2 separate regions of the Homo sapiens genome follow, and region 1 is linked to region 2. The links are chromatin loops, found by intact Hi-C in ENCODE. Cell type or tissue: OCI-LY7. All regions are shown on one strand. Links, peaks and the distances in the headings refer to the core of each region. The heading gives the core; the rest is flanking DNA. Region 1 overlaps CFAP70 (cilia and flagella associated protein 70). Region 2 overlaps USP54 (ubiquitin specific peptidase 54).

Region 1 (8,343 bases), core at 36-8,035, 270 kb after region 2:
GGTTTGAGTTCAAACACCAATGTAGAACTCTTCACTTAACAATGAGAGGACACATATTCTTTTCAAGTACAAATGAGTTATGTATAAAGGTTGACCACATGCAAAACCAGAAAGAGGGGTTCAACAAATACATACAGATCACATGGCAGTAAAATTATAAATCAACAACCAAAATAAAGCCCAAAAGACTCATATACCTTTGGAAACTGAAAACATGCTTGTAATTAATTAATAAGTCAATGAAGAAACCTTGTGACACTTCAAATATGAAATCTTTTGTGCTAGGTAGAATTCTAAAGATGGCCCCCTCCCCTAAGATTAATCTATTAAACACTAATGTAGGTACTGCTGTAAAATGATTTTGCAGATGTAAATAAAATACCAAATCAGTTGACATTAAAATACAGAGATTATCTGGGTGGACCTGACCCAGTCAGGTAAGTCTTCTAAAAGCAGAGAGTTTTCTCTGGTGGTGGGGGCAGAAAGGATGTCAGATTTGAAACATAAGAATCATTCAGTATAGCATCTCTGGCTTGAATATGGAGAAGGACCACATGTCAAGGAATGTGGGTGGCATCTAGAAGCTAACAGCAGCCCCTGCTGAGAGCCAGCAAGGAAACAGGGACCTTATAGGAACCTATAAACACAAAGAACTGAATTCTACCAACAAACTGAATAAGCTTGGGAGTACATTCTTCTCCAGAGCCTGCAAATAAGAACTCAGCATAGATGACACCTTGATTTTGGCCTTGTGAGACCCTAAGCAAAGAACTAGTTGAATAATGTCAGGCTTCTGATCTATGGAAAATGTGATATGATAAATGGGTGTTATACACAGCAGTAGAAAATTAGGCCTTATAGTAGATTTTTATAATAATGATCCCCATTTAATTATGCTGTCATGTCCACATCCTTTGCAATGTTATGTTGCCACTCACTCCCATCAAGAGACGGAGTCTCTTTCTCATTTCTCCACCCCCTTGAATCTAAGCTAAACTTGTGACTTTCCCTGACCAGTAGAATATGGTGCAAGTGACATTGTGTGAATTCTCAGAGGTTAGGCTTTTAGAAGCCTTCAGCTACCACTCTTGAAACTCTGGGACCACTGTGCTGTGAAGAAGCCCAGTTTAGCCTATAGAAGGCTATAGTAGTCCACATGGAAGAGAACTGAACCACTCCAGCCAACAGCCAACATTAACTGCTATTTGAGTAAGGTTTTCTTGGATCCTTCAGTCCTAGCCAAATTGTCATATGACCTCAGCTGCATGAGTGATCTCAGGGAAAACCAGCAAAACAGCCCAAATTACCTGTAGAATTTTGAGAAATAACATATTATGTTTTAAGCCATTAAGTTTTGGGTTGGTTTGTTATACTTCAGTACATAACTGAAATGAGGCTGAATAAAAACAAAGCCAATATATATTAGAATTATGGGATAAAATTAAAGCAATAAATAGAGGGTAATTTATAGCCTTAAATACATATGTTAGAAACAAAGATTGAAAATCAATGAATTAATTTTTAAATAAATAAAGTAGTAAAGGGAAAGCAAGGAAACTCAAAGAAATGATAATTGAGAAAATGATAAGGAGTAGAAATAAATGAAAATTTCAACAAGGACATAATAGGATTAACAAAATTATGAGCTGTTTTTTGCAGAGACTAGTGAACAGACAAACCTCTTGCATGACTAAGAATTTTGTTTAAAATGGAAAGACACAAATAATATTAGCAGCAAAATGGAGACTAAATTAAAATCATAGGCTATTCTTATTCTATTAATTATTTTAAAAACTAAATCATTGGCTAAAATTAACACCCATTCATGACTTTTTAAAAAAGCAAACTAGCTTTTTTAAAATCTGAAACTACATGTCCCAAAATCTAAACTATTATATGAAATGGTGAAAAGTTAGAAGCATTCCTTTTGAAGTCAGGAACAAGATAAGGAAAATGTTATCGTCACTTCTACTTGAAACTATACTGGAGGTTCCATTAAGGCAATAACACATATACATACACACATAAAAGAAACTGAAGGTAAAAGGATTAGGTAGGAACCCAAGAAAATCTACAAGCAAACTGAAATATGTAATAAAAGAGTTCACTACTGAAATGGTAGATAAAAAACTAACAATGATGGTTACTAGTCAGGGCAGTCATTGGGGAACAGGGTGTATAGGGAGACGGGTGGAAGCAAAACTCATTGTATGCTTTATTATATCCTTTTGACTTTTGAATAATATAAATTTAGTCAATGAAGATTAACGCAAAGAAGTGGATGGACAAAGTTGCTGGATAAAAATCAATATAAAAATCAATGTCATCAAAATCAGGAACAATCAATTTGAAAGTCTGATTTTTAAAATCCCATTCAAGACCTGTGTGGGGAAAATCATAAAACTTTATTGTAAAAGAAAATCTAATAGAAAGATATACCATGTCCATGGGCAGGAAGTTCTGATGACATAAAGATGAAAGTTTTCCCTAAGTTAATATCTAAGTTTAAGGCAATTCCAATAAAAATAATAACATAATATTTTCAAGGAACTTGATGAGATAAATCCTAAAATTCACTTGGTTGAATAAAGACCAAAAAAAAAAAAATAGCTATGACAGTATGAAAGAAAGAGTAAGAGTGGCTTTCCTATTAAATATCAAGCCTTATTATGAAGCTGCAACAATTAACACTGAGTGCTATTAGTGTAAGAGTAGGTAAGTGAAACAATTGGCAGACAGAAATAGACTGACATATATATGGAAACTTAGGTTTTGAGTAGATGGTATTTAAAAGTAATTGGAGTTTTCTAGAAATTTACCATGATGCGCTTCCTCTAGCAATTTGAAAATGAGCGTGCGCAAGTTATTAATTACAGCATTATTGCAATTGCAAAATAATGGAAACAACCTAAATGGAGTTCATTTATTAAACATGGGAGAATGTCTAAATAAACTATAGTATATTCACATAATGGAATACTATGCCCCTGAATAAAAATAATGAGGAAGATCTCTATGAACTGATGTGGAATGATTTTCAGTTTATATTATTAAGTAAAAAAAGTGAAGTGCAAGATTATACCACCTTTTGTATAAGAGAGAAGGAAAAAGAAGAAAATATACATGAATCTCTTCTTCTTCTTCTTTTTTTTTTTTTTTTGAGATGGAGTCTCTCTGTTGCCCAGACTGGAGTGCAGTGGCGCGATCTGGGCTCACTGCAAGCTCCGCCTCCCAGGTTCACCATTCTCCTGCCTCAGCCTCCCCAGTAGCTGGAACTACAGGCGCCGGCCACCACGCCCGGCTAATTTTTTGTATTTTTAGTAGAGACACGGTTTCACCGTGTTAGCCAGGATGGTCTCGATCTCCTGACCTCGTGATCCGCCCATCTCGGCCTCCCAAAGTGCTGGGATTACAGGCGTGAGCCACCGCACCCGGCCGAATCTCTTCTTTAGTGCAAAAAGAAGCAGAGGAAGGATAAACCGAGATTAATGAGAGTAGATTCTACAGGACATGAGTGGGCATGGGTAGAGGAGGGAGGAAATGAGAGGGATGACACTGTGATGTCCCTTTTTGTAGAGTTCTGACTTTTGGGACAATGCTAATGTTTCGTATATTTTTTAAAAAAGAAAATCAGCAAGAAATGGGGAGACCACATAATTACGTACAAACAAAACCAAATAAAATTGTATTTCAAATGAATAACGTAATTAGACTGACAATGCAGAAAAATAATTAACTCATGGTACTTTTGAAAACATTCTTTGCAATGTAGACTAATACATACTATATATCAGGCTAAAGAGAAAAAACCTTTATACACATTTTAGAGTATAGTTTTAGGCTTCATTTTTGCAAAGTCATGAGTTAGCAGTTCTGAAATTACTAGGTATTCTATGATTTAACAAATAATTATGTTGTGGATAATGGGAGTCACATTTTTCACTGTGCTTCAAAGGAAGTTACAAATGTGGAAACAAGAAGGATAGAATGACCTTGTAGTGGTGGATTAGAATGGGAGATACTGATAAGAGCTCATTGTTTGATAGATTAAATAGATACAGGTATAAATAGGTATATAGAAATATATGTGTATTTATAGAAATATATTCATATGTGTCTAAATACCTGTGTCTCAAAAATAAATAGTGGTGGCAGGGGGCATAAGCACATCTAATGCTCAGGTCTTGGTTTCTAAATCCATTTAAGAAACTAGGGCATTTGTCCAGTTTAGAAGGAAAGGGTTTGTGGGGGGACCAGAGGCTTCTTGGAAGATGGCCAAAATTCCAGAACTAGTGCATGGAAAGTAAAAGATGAGTCTGAGATCTTGTTGAGTCAGAAAGTAAAAAATGTTCAAAGAAAGACTGGCACATATCAAAACAGCATAGGGAAAAAATAAAACAAACAGAAACTAGCTTGAAGTGGGGACACCTGCTGGCTAAAACAAGGATAATTTGAGCATCCAAATAAATAATTTGTAGAAAAGGATTACAAATAAGAATCTATGAGCCCACAGTGATATAATTAAACAAATAAGTGGTAGAGAAAGGAAAGCTTACAGTCAAAGGCCAACTGCTAAATGTATGAAGAATGATGGAATTGGAAAATCGCAATTTGGAAACCATCATAATAGATTCAGTGGACAATCATCAATGTATGCTAAAATTATGGTTGAAAAGTTCAAGGAGTAAGAAAATATTTCATAGTCTCAAAGTATCTCCCCACAAGATACTTATTAATTACAAAGGGGAAAATAGTAACATTAGAGTAGAAAAACCTGGCAGATAGCAATGTAATAAATGATCAAAGTTAACATCACAAGTATTGAGATAAGCAGCTTGTGCTTCCTGATATGGTGCACTGAGAACAGAACATTTTTATGGTATTCCTGTTAAAAGTTCATAACCTGATATGATTATGAGGGAACATTAGACAAATATGAATTGGGGAATAGTTTACAAAATAGTGCTCTATTTTTAAAAAATGCCAGTGTTACGAAACACAAAGACTCAAGAACTATTCCAGATTAAAAGAAACTGGAGACATAAATAATAAATACAATGCATGATCTTGGATTTATTTTCTCATAAAGACATTATTGGGCTGGGCGTGGTGGCTCATGCCTGTAATCCCGGCACTTTGGGAGGCCAATTGAGCCCTGGAATTTAAGAACAGCCTGGGCGACATAGTGAGACTTTATCTCTACAAAACATTAAAAAAATTAGCTGGGCATGATGGCACTTGTAGTCCCAGCTACTTGGGAGGCTGAGGTGGGAGGATTGCTTGAGCCCAGGAGGTCGAGGCAGCAGTGACCTGTTCACACCACTACACTCCAGTCTGGGTGATACAGCAAGATCCTGTCTCAAATAAATGAATGAGTGAATGAAGAAATGAATGAATGATATTATTGGAACAATTGGAAAAATCTTGATAAGGTCTATAGATTAGATAATAGTATTCTATCTATACTAACTTCCTGATTGTGATAATTGTACTGTGGTTATAGAGGAGAATATCCTTGATTTTAGAAAACACACTCTGAAGTATTAAAATTGAATCATATCTCTAATTTACTTGCAAATGTTCAGGAAGAGTTAGGTGTGTGTTTATGTAGATAAACACACACATATATACTTTAACTTTTCTACATATTTTTAACTTTTCTATATTTTTCTAACTTTTATACACACACACATACAGTAATCCCTCCTTGTTCCCCAGGGATATGTTCCAAGACCCCCCAGTGGATACCTGTAACAAAGGATAGTACTGAATCCTATATATACCATGCACGAATTTCTTTTTTAAAATAATTATTAAAAATTTTTTTCTAATAGCCCACAGGTGCTACTAAATATGCACAATTTCTTTTTCCTTCTTCACATTTTCATGGATAAAAGATAAGTTCATTATACAGATCTTAGCAACCTCAGCATACATTTTTTTTCTTTCCTGATTAAGTCAAGAGCTTTCACCTTTTCATGAAAAGGAAGCACTTTATGGCTTCTCTTTTGCATATCCAAATTGCCAGCATCACTACTTTTGTGCTATGAGTCCATTATTAAGTAAAATAAGGGTGGCTTGAATACAAGCACTGTGAGACCATGACAGCTGATCTGATAACGGAGAGGGCTATGAAGTGACTAACTGGCAGGTAGCGTCTACAGTGGGTATATGCTGGACAAAGGGATGACTCACATCCTGGGAGGGATGGCACAAGATTTCATCAGGCTCTTCATAATAGCAGTGTGCAATTTAAAACTTATGAATTGTTTATTTCTGGAATTTTCTATGTAATATTTTCAGATCTTGGTGGGCCGAGGTTGATCTTGGGTAAGTGAAGGTGTGGAAAGCAAAACCTCAGATAAGGGAGACTACTGTATATGTATTATATATATACATATATAATATATACATATATACATATATAATATATAATATATACATATATACATATATAATATATACATATATACATATGTATACATATATACATATGTATACATATATATAATATGTATACAGTACATGTATTCTTTCCTGAGAGAAGAGAGAACTGATTTTGTAACTTTTATTTAATCTGAAATTATGTCCAAAAAATTTTAAAATACCCCTTAAAATAATGCAGATTGACACCGCACTACACACCCACTAGAATAGCTTAAATCAAAAAGATAGGCCAGGCATGGTGGCTCATGCCTGTAATCTCAGCACTTTGGGAGGCTCGAGCAGGCAAATCGCTTGAGCCTGGGAGTTTGAGACCAGCTCGGACAGCATGGTGAAACCCCATCTGATATATTTTGGCTGTGTCCCTACCCAAATCTCATCTCGAATTGTAACTCCCACAATTCCCACTTGTTGTGGAAGGAACCAGGTGGGAGCTGATTGAATTATGGGGGTGGCTCTTTTCTGCACTGTTCTCCTGGTAGTGAATGAGTCTCACAAGATCTGATGGTTTTAAAAATGGGAGTTTCCCTACACAAGCTTCTTTTTGCCTGCTACCATCCACGTAAGACGTGACTTACTCCTCTTTGCCTTCCACCATGATTGTGAGGCCTCGCGAGCCACTTGGAATTGTGAGTCCAATTAAACCTCTTTCCTTTGTAAATTGCCCAGTCTCTGGTATGTCTTTATCAGCAGCATGAAAACTGACTAATACAGTAAATAAAAAATACAAAAAAATACAAAGATTAGCCAGGGGTGGTGGCATGTGCCTGTAGTCCCATGTACTTGGGAGGCTGAGATGAGAGAATCACCTTTTCCTGGAAGGTTGAGGCTGCAGTGAGCCCCTGTGATGGCACCACTGCACTCCAGCCTGGGTGACAGAATGAGATCTTGTCTCAAAAAAAAAAAAAAAAGATAGACAATGCCAAGTATTAACAAAGATGTGGATAAACTGGAATCCTCGTACATTACTGGTAGGGTTGTAAATTGGTACAACCACTTTGGAAAACAGTTTGTCAGATTCTTAAAAAGTTACACATATTTACCATATGTGCCAGCAATTCTACTTCTCTATATCTAGCTAAGAGAAATGAAGACATATGTCCACACAAAAATTTGTATATGAACTTTTATCACAGCATTTAATAATAGCACAAAACTGGGAACATTTTACATGTCCATCAGTGAATGGGTAAATAAAATGAGGAATATTTATACAATGGAGTACTACTCAGCAGTTAAAATGAAATTCTGATTCATGTAACAATATGGATAAATGTCAAAAATATTATGGCAAGTGAAAAAAGCAAAGCACAGAAGACTATATATTATTTGATTCTATTTATTTGAAATAAGGAAAATAGATCAATGGTTGCCTGGAGCTAAAGGTGAGGATGGAGAGTAACTGCAAACAGGCATGAAAGAACTTTTTGGAGTAACAGGAGTCTTCTAACACTGGATTGTGCTGATGCTTGCACAACATAACGTTAAAATTAGTGAATTTTATGGTATGTAAGTTATGCCTTAATATAGCTATTTTTTTATAAAGACACTATATAGCACCTGCAAAATGAGAAACAAATGGATTCTTCACTAAATGGTGATGGGACAACTGGCTACTATCCATATTAAAAAAAAAATTAGTTCCTTACCTCACACATCACACACAATTCCAACTGGTTTAAAGACCTAAGTTTTTTTCTTAAGAGACAGGGTCTTGCTCTGTTGCTGAGGTTGGAGTGCAGTGCAGTGGGACGATCCTGGGCTCAAGGGATCCTCCTGTTTCAGCCTCCTGAGTAGCTGGGACTACAGGCATGCACCACCACTCCTGGATAATTTATTTTATTATGTGTAGAGCAGAGTCTCACTATGTTGCCCAGGCTAGTCTTGAACTCCTGGCCT
Region 2 (8,343 bases), core at 221-8,220:
AGAATTTGGGCAATTCAATGGGATACAAAGAAGCAACACAGTTTTGAATGAACCGTGATGCTCCATTGCACATACTCCTGTCAATAGCAGCATGTCAATAAAGACGATTGTAATGTGATTATTGATGTGATTATTCTGAAGTGTGCTTTTCTTCTCCTATACTCTTGATTCCCGTAGTATCCCATTAAGCCCCTGTGATCTTGCACATCATCATGTTCTCATGCCAGGCTTTGTCCTAAGTGAAGAGCTTTGATAGAAGGGGCCTATTTATGGGATTGGTGAGGGACAACTGCATGTCAGCTTGCTAAGCTTCCTGAAGGATAGAGAAGCAAAAGAATGAAAGATACCTATTTGTTATTGTGAGTTCCATGCAGAGAATATTCTTGCATTGTTTTGTTTATCTGTAGGAGAGTATGCCCATGTCAGAGGAAGAAATCAATACAGGGAAGAACAGTGAATGACTGCTGAGATGGAAAGTTTATTCTGGGAGATAGAATGCCTAAGGCATAGAACAGTGTCCATATTCTTAGGGACTGTGAGAATTTGTGAGCTCATTGTTTGAGATTGGTGGTTTATAAGCTGTGGGGGCTTTTTTTTTTTTTAAATATCAAGAATTTCAAAGATATTCAAAACTGTATAGAATAGTGTACTGCCCATTCATGTACCCATCACCTAGTTTCAGTAATTATAACTCATGGCCAGTCTAGTTTTACCTGTACCTTTACCCACTCCTGGATTATTTTGAAGCACATCCCAGGCATTATATCACATTTTCCATAAATATATCTTATGTTTGCTCAAACATAAGAAATCACTTTTTAAACATAGCATTATAACACCTTTTTTTTTTTGAGTTGGAGTCGCTCTGTCGCCCAGGCTGGAGTGCAGTGGCACGATCTTGGCTCACTGCAATCTCCACCTCCCAGGTTCATGCCATTCTCCTGCCTCAGCCTCCCGAGTAGCTGGGACCACAGGCGCCCGCCACCACGCCTGGCTAATTTTTTGTATTTTTAGTAGAGACGGGGTTTCACCGTGTTAGCCAGGATGGTCTCGATCTCCTGACCTCGTGATCCACCCACCTCGGCCTCCCAAAGTGCTGGGATTACAGGCGTGAGCCACCGTGCCCAGCCCAGCATTGTAACACTTAAAAATAATAATGATGATTCCTTAAAACTGATAGGTAACCAATGAGTGTTCACATATCCACTTATAAGTATCATAATATTTTCATGGTTTATGTGTTTGACTCAGCATCTAAATGAGGTCTATGCATTCTGATGAGTTGATAAGTCCTTTGCATTTCTTTTAATCTACTGTTTTTTCCTCTATTTTTTTTCCTTGCAATTTATTGCTAGAACTAGGTATTTTGTCCTGTAGATTTCCCACATTCTGAATTTTGCTGATTTTATTCCTATGGTATACTTTAACACGTTTCTGTGTCCTATATTTCTTGTAAATTGGTAGTTGGACCTAGAGGTTTTGTCAGACTTGTGCTGGCTTTCTTTTGATGACTACTGCATTGATTGTGTCAGGTGTGAGTTTTTTAGACCCACTTTTTGAAGCTGTGAACCAGAGAGAAGCCAAGCCACAGGATAAACTAAGCATATTTTCCAGTAGAGGCAGATTTGTGTTAATGGTTTGAACATGCCCATTGGTTTAACATTTGTAAGACTTAGTTGCGGCCGGGCACAGTGGCTCACGCCTGTAATCCCAGCACTTTGGGAGGCCGAGGTGGGTGGATCACGAGGTCAGGAGATCGAGACCATCCTGGCTAACATGGTGAAACCCCGTCTCTACTAAAAAAAATACAAAAAGTTAGCTGGGTGTGGTGGCAGGCGTCTGTAGTCCCAGCTACTCAGGAGGCTGAGGCAGGAGAATGGCGTGAACCCGGAAGGCGGAGCTTGCAGTGAGTTGAGATCGCACCACTGCACTCCAGCCTGGGTGACAGAGCGAGACTCCGTCTCAAAAAAAAAAAAAGACTTAGTTGTTCCAAGTTATTTCCTCCTCTCTTAAATCTTTCTTGTGGGCACAGAGGTAGCAAACGACCAAATAAAAGCAATACAAGATTCCAAGGGGCAACTGATTGAAAATATGTATCCATATCACTACACTGGTGATACTTGAATATGCATAAGGATTCTCATATGCTATCATGTGAAAACAAATTTTTGTTAGCTCTCCATGCATTTGACCTAGGTTTTTTTTTTCTAAGCATATCTTCAAACTTAATTTACCTGCTTAATTCATCTCTGGCTTCTAGCAATTTAGTTGCTTATATCCTTTAGAATCTGACTTTTGCTGTCATCAAATCATGCTCATGTATTTGCATACTATGGGCATGAAGCAGGGCAAGTTACATAAAAGAGCCCAGCTCTCCTGGTTTTCCCAGTGATTAGTATTAAGGAACTATGAAGTGTAATCTCTGGATGGAGCCAAGTTTCGTGAAGATGGGTTGGGGATAGGAATGAGAATCAAAGTTGAAATGCCCTTTAAATGATCCACAATTAAGGAAAGCTTGGAACTGGGTCTTAAAGCCATATAAAATCAGACCTCTTGTGGGCAAAGTCTGGAGTATCCAGGATAATACCAGATGTACTGAAAATCAGACTTTATTTGATATGTGTTGCTAAATAAATAAAAGGAAAACTCTGTCTTCAATTTATGAGAGTGAAAGTATATGGCTACCTGACATTTTTATATAATCTTTAAAACTTTTGCCTTTAAAAAGTTACCTAGAAACATGTCATTAGTCCTTCTGGGTCACTGGGGAAGATTAGGAGTGGGATTGAGATTGGTCATTGCTCAGGAGACATTGTAAATTTGGATGCTCCCAGCTTCTCTGCATTTATCTTTTTTTTTTTTTTTTGAGACAGTCTTGCTCTGTCGTCCAGGCTGGAGTGCAGTGGCGTGATCTCGGCTCACTGCAACCTCCTGGGTTCAAGTGATTCTAATGCCTTAGCCTCTCAGTAGCTGGGACTACAGGCACATGCCACCATGCCGGACTAATTTTTGTATTTTTAGTAGAGACAGGGTTTTGCCATGTTGGTCAGTCTGGTCTCGAACTCCTGGCCTCAAGTGATCTGCCCGCCTTAGCCTCCCAAAGTGCTGCAATTATAGGTGTGAGTCACTGCACCTGGCCCTTCTCTGCATTTATCTACTGGGAGGTTCCTACACTGAAATCAGATAGCCTATGCCCTACAGCTTCTGTTCCATGGGTACTCTAAATTTGTGGCACTCCCAAAGGGAGATTAGGTAGGTTCTCAGGAGGGTGGAGGTTAGTCTCAGATACCAGCTTACCCCAATTTCCTTGTTTTTTCAGGACACCTGACTGATAGTGAATGTAATCAGAAACACACATCCAAGAAAGGGTCACTGATAGAGCGCAAGAGGAGCTCTGGTCGGGTTAGGAGGAAAGGCGATGAGCCCCAGGCCTCGGGATACCACAGTGAAGGCAAGCCCTTCTGCACTGCTTCTCTTTCTCCTTCATTCACTCTATCAAACTTCTGTCATGCTCCAGACTGTTGGCTTCTCCTTTCTGTTCAGAGGGCTTTTCTTTGCTTTTTCGACATTGGGGTCTAGTATCCATGATCACTTTAAACATCTATATTTCTTTCATTCTTTGTGTTTTTAGGAGAAACACTGAAAGAGAAGCAGGCTCCTAGAAATGCCTCCAAACCATCCAGCAGCACCAACAGGCTGAGAGATTTTAAAGAGACAGTCAGCAATATGATCCATAACAGACCATCCCTGGCTTCTCAGACCAATGTAGGCTCTCACTGCAGGGGCAGAGGAGGAGACCAGCCTGACAAAAAACCTCCTAGGACCCTGCCTTTACACTCTCGTGACTGGGAAATAGAGAGTACCAGCAGTGAGTCAAAATCCAGTTCTTCCAGCAAGTATCGTCCCACATGGAGACCCAAACGAGAATCTCTGAATATTGACAGTATCTTTAGTAAGGACAAAAGGAAGCACTGTGGCTATACCCAGCTTAGCCCCTTTTCTGAGGATTCAGGTGAGGAGATAATTAGGGAAGAATTGGGCTTTTGAATAAAGTTGATTTATGTCTTTTTAAAACCTGGGTTTTTTGGTACATCTGGCAAGGGGCACTTTTACTCTGATGTCGGGTGTTTTAGGGATATGAGTTCAGTGAATAAGTAGCTAGAGGGAGGAGCTAGTTAGGTCTTGATTTTAGGCAAATGCTAAATCTACCTCATTTTCCATACCTGTCTTTTGATTGGGATAGCTAAAGAATTTATACCAGATGAACCAAGCAAGCCACCTTCTTACGACATTAAATTTGGTGGACCAAGCCCCCAGTACAAGCGCTGGGGCCCAGCACGGCCAGGCTCTCACCTTTTAGAGCAGCACCCCCGACTAATCCAGCGAATGGAATCTGGCTATGAAAGCAGTGAGAGGAACAGCAGCAGCCCTGTCAGCCTGGATGCAGCCCTGCCTGAGAGCTCAAATGTCTACAGGTATTGTTTGGCCTTTGAACAGCAACATTGTCTCTTGCAGCAATGTGAGCCACCTACTTGGGGCTTTCAGGCATGGCTGAGACAAGTGGAGGGATGGCCTTTGCTATTATCTCTATGTGCTCTTTCAACTTCCTATAACAACAGCACCCTCTGCTGGAAGAACAGAGGCACTTGAGAAAGGAGAGAGAACTTTCTATTTGAAATACAGTTATCATGTATAAAATAATTTTAAAAAATTAGGTTCAGGGGGCATATGTGCAGGTTTGTTAGGATAAACTTGTGTCATAGGAGTTCATTGTACAGATTATTTTGTTACCCACATATTAAGCTAGTACTCACTAATTATTTTTCCTGATCCTTTCTTTCCTCCCACCCTCCACCCTCCGATAGGCCTGTGTCTGTTGTTCCCCTCTGTGTGTTCATGTGTCCTCACCATGTAGCTCCCACTTATAAGTGACAATATGCTGTATTTGGTTTTCTGTTCCTGTCTTAGTTTGCTAAGGATAATGAAATAATTGTTTAGTGCTTGCTTTGGTAGCACATATACTAAAATTGGAACAATACAGAGAAGATTAGCATGGCTCCTGCTCAAAGGTGGCACAAAAATTTGTGAAGATTTCTGTATTTTTCAGATATGTAGGATAAACAAGTCTAGGGATCTAATGTAAAACATGACTACAATTAATAAAATTGTACTGCATATGAGATTCATGGTAAATGAGTAGATTTTAACTCCTCTTGCCACAAAAACAAAAAAAATGGGTAACTATATGAGATGATGGGTATATTAATTTCCTTCAATTATAGTAACCATTTTACTGTCTCTATGTATCTCATAACATCATGTTGTATACCTTAAATATACACAGTAAAAAAATGTATTAAAGAACAGATTAGGTCAGGCATGTTGGCTCACGCCTGTAATCCCAGGCTAGCACAAAAATTAGTGAGGCATGGTGGTGGGCGTCTGTAATCCCAATTACTTGGGAGGCTAAGGCAGGAGAATCGCTGGAATCCAGGAGGTGGAGGTGGTAATGAGCCGAGCTCGTGCCATGGCAACTCCAGCCTAGGCGACAGAGCAAGGCTCCATCTCAAAAAAAAAAAAAAGAAACAAAAACGGACTAGGCCTGCCGCAGTAGCTCACGCTTGTAATCCCAGCACTTTGGGAGGCCGAGGCGGGTGGATCACGACGTCAGAAGTTCGTGACCAGCCTGGCCAACATGGTGAAACCCCGTCTCTACTAAAGATACAAAAACAAAAATTAGCCGGGCGTGGTGGTGGGAGCCTGTAATCCCAGCTACTTGGGAGGCTGAGGCAGGAGAATTACTTGAACCCAGGAGGTGGACGTTGCAGTGAGCCAAGATCGTGCCATTGCACTCCAGTCTGGGCAACAGAGTGAAACTCCATCTCAAAAAAACAAACAAACAAAAAAAGAATGTATTAGTGGGCCAGGCGCGGTGGCTCATGCCTGTAATCCTAGCACTTTGGGAGGCCGAGCTGGGTGGATCACAAGGTCAGGAGATCGAGAACATCTTGGCCAACATGGTGAAACCCCGTCTCTACTAAAAACACAAAAATTAGCTGGGCATGGTGGCGCGCACCTCTAGTCCCAGCTACTCTGGAGGCTGAGGCAGGAGAATCACTTGAACCCGGGAGGCGGAGTTTGCAGTGAGCCAAGATCACGTCACTGCACTCCAGCCTGGGTGACAAGAGCGAAACTCCATCTCAAAAAGAATGGATTAGTGAATTAAAACTTATGTAATACTAAAATCAGAGAAGAAGCCCAAATGTTATTTTGGGACAGTGTTTTGTTGTCGTTGCTTTTTTTTTTTTTTTTTTTTTGGTATCGATGGGGTTTCATCATTTTGCCCAGGCTTGTCTTGAACTCCTGGGCTCAAGTGATTTACCCACCTCAGCCTCCCAGAGTACTGAGATTATAGGTGTGAGTCACCACACCCAGTATGGTGGGATAGTTTTTATTTTGATTTGTTTTAGGGTCACTGGGACTTTGTGTTTTATAATGCTAATAATATTCATAATAATGATGACAGTTTATTAGCACTCATTGTACCCTGCCCATAGGGCTCAGTTTGCTTTATAACTTTCAAATCTCCATACATTATTTTTACTGAGTTGCCACAGAGGCAATTTTTCTGTTTTCTTTTTTTTTTTTTTTTTTTTGAGATGGAGTGTCTCGCTCTGTCACCAGGCTGGAGTGCAATGGCACGATCTCGGCTCACTGCAACCTCTGCCTCCTGGGTTCAAGCGATTCTCCTGCCTCAGCCTCCCTAGTAGCTGGCACTACAGGCGCCCACCACCACACCCAGCTAATTTTTGTAATTTTAGTAGAGATGGGGTTTCACCATGTTGGCCAGGATGGTCTTGATCTCTTGATCTCATGATCCGCCTGCCTCAGCCTCCCAAAGTGCTGGGATTACAGGCATGAGCCACTGTACCTGGCCAAGGCAATTTTTCTAATAGTAGAGCTGCTTTGAAAAGCATGATTATATCTTCTACAAAGGTGATAACCACATGTTCATACTCTGTCAATGTTCTTCCCTGTCCACAGGATCCTGTTGAGTTTTACTTATGAGAAGATGCTACAAAGGTTTAGTAAGAAAGAAGGAAATAAATATGAAACCAATATGTTCATTAGTACATTCAACAGATTTTGAATATGTATTATGTACCAGATACTGTGCTAGATGCACAAGTTGTGAATGAGGTGAGATGAGGTTAGATAGGAGAATGAGTGGATATTTCAATTCTTCAGAAGTAGTTTAGCAGAAGCTCTAATTGTGTAGTTTGATTTTTTTTTTTTGAGAGAGAGATTTAGTCCTAGGAATGTTGCTATAACCTGCTTTCATGCTTTCACTAGACTCTGAGTTCTCTTTTGAAGGGATCCAAGTGCTAAGAGATCAGCTGGGTTGGTTCCTTCCTGGCGTCATATCCCAAAGTCGCACAGCAGTAGCATCCTGGAGGTAGACTCCACAGCATCCATGGGTGGCTGGACAAAGAGTCAGCCTTTCTCTGGTAAGCAGAATGACACTGAATTTGAGGACTGGATTTGACCGGCAGTTTTGTCTGGGGACCAGACTTACCTGAGCACATTTGAAATTAGAGGACAGTTACAGGCCGGGCGCGGTGGCTCACACCTGTAATCCCAGCACTTTGGGAGGCCGAGGCAGGCAGATTGCCTGAGCTCAGGAGTTCGTGACCAGCCTGGGCAACATGGTGAAACCCCGTCTCTACTAAAATACAAAAAATTAACCAGCGTAGCGGCGTGCACCTGTAGTCCCAGCTGCTCGGGAGGCTGAGGCAGGAGAATTGCTTGAACCTGGGAGGCGGAGGTTGCAGTGAGCCAAGATCGTGCCACTGCACTCCAGCCTGGGCGACAGAGTGAGACTCCATTTCAAAAAAAAAGAGGACAGTTACAGTTTGAGTATTCCATCAGAATGTAAATGTAGAGTCATTTCAGTTGCTCCATCTTTGGATTTATCTATTTTTTGTTCTCCATCACAGCCTGCATGAATATTTCTTTCTACCTGGAGGGAGCCCTTGTGGGAGCAAGAAGGGACAGAAATATGGTGAACAGTGTTACTAACATCCCCATTCTTCAGAAGAATAAATCCTAGGGCTTTCCTTGGATTAGGGACAGCCTCTTGGGAAATGGATTTCTTATTGTTTAGTATTATGAATTGACATACCAAAGGGGTACATGTGGCTATTTGCAAAACTTGGAAATAAGCAATTCAAATTTATCCTTACCCCTGGCTAAATATCTTAGTCTTACTACCAATTCTCTTGATAGTTACTGACAATTCTTAGAGGTAGCAGGAAGAAAGGCCTGCAGCAGCAGTAGTAAAAA

What was found. Peaks named below come from ENCODE experiments on the same cell type or tissue, not always from the same donor. Only the 100,000 strongest peaks of a DNase experiment are listed, where the experiment ranks them.
Region 1: a loop joins it to region 2, with 2.5 times the contacts of the local background. A loop is called at or near these places in 3 of 110 quality-filtered maps.

What each region holds. Positions count from the first base shown.
Region 1 is chr10:73,260,138-73,268,480 of GRCh38, reverse strand. All of the region lies in intron 26 of CFAP70 (cilia and flagella associated protein 70), which reads left to right. The region is part of intron 2 of DNAJC9-AS1 (DNAJC9 and MRPS16 antisense RNA 1); the gene reads right to left. Among named protein-coding and RNA genes, the nearest start is that of MRPS16, 12 kb to the right of the region's middle. In OCI-LY7, for the core only: CTCF peaks have their summits at 4,215 and 4,428 (motif pointing left); a DNase peak (open chromatin) is centred at 4,430.
Region 2 is chr10:73,525,812-73,534,154 of GRCh38, reverse strand. It overlaps USP54 (ubiquitin specific peptidase 54), which reads left to right. Exons shown (of 24, transcript NM_001391956.1): 13 at 3,320-3,451; 14 at 3,632-4,012; 15 at 4,244-4,475; 16 at 7,375-7,508. It also overlaps the pseudogene RNU6-883P. Among named protein-coding and RNA genes, the nearest start is that of PPP3CB, 34 kb to the right of the region's middle. RefSeq lists a silencer at 4,474-4,573 and an enhancer at 4,430-4,724. In OCI-LY7, for the core only: CTCF peaks have their summits at 4,430 and 4,639 (motif pointing left); a DNase peak (open chromatin) is centred at 4,604.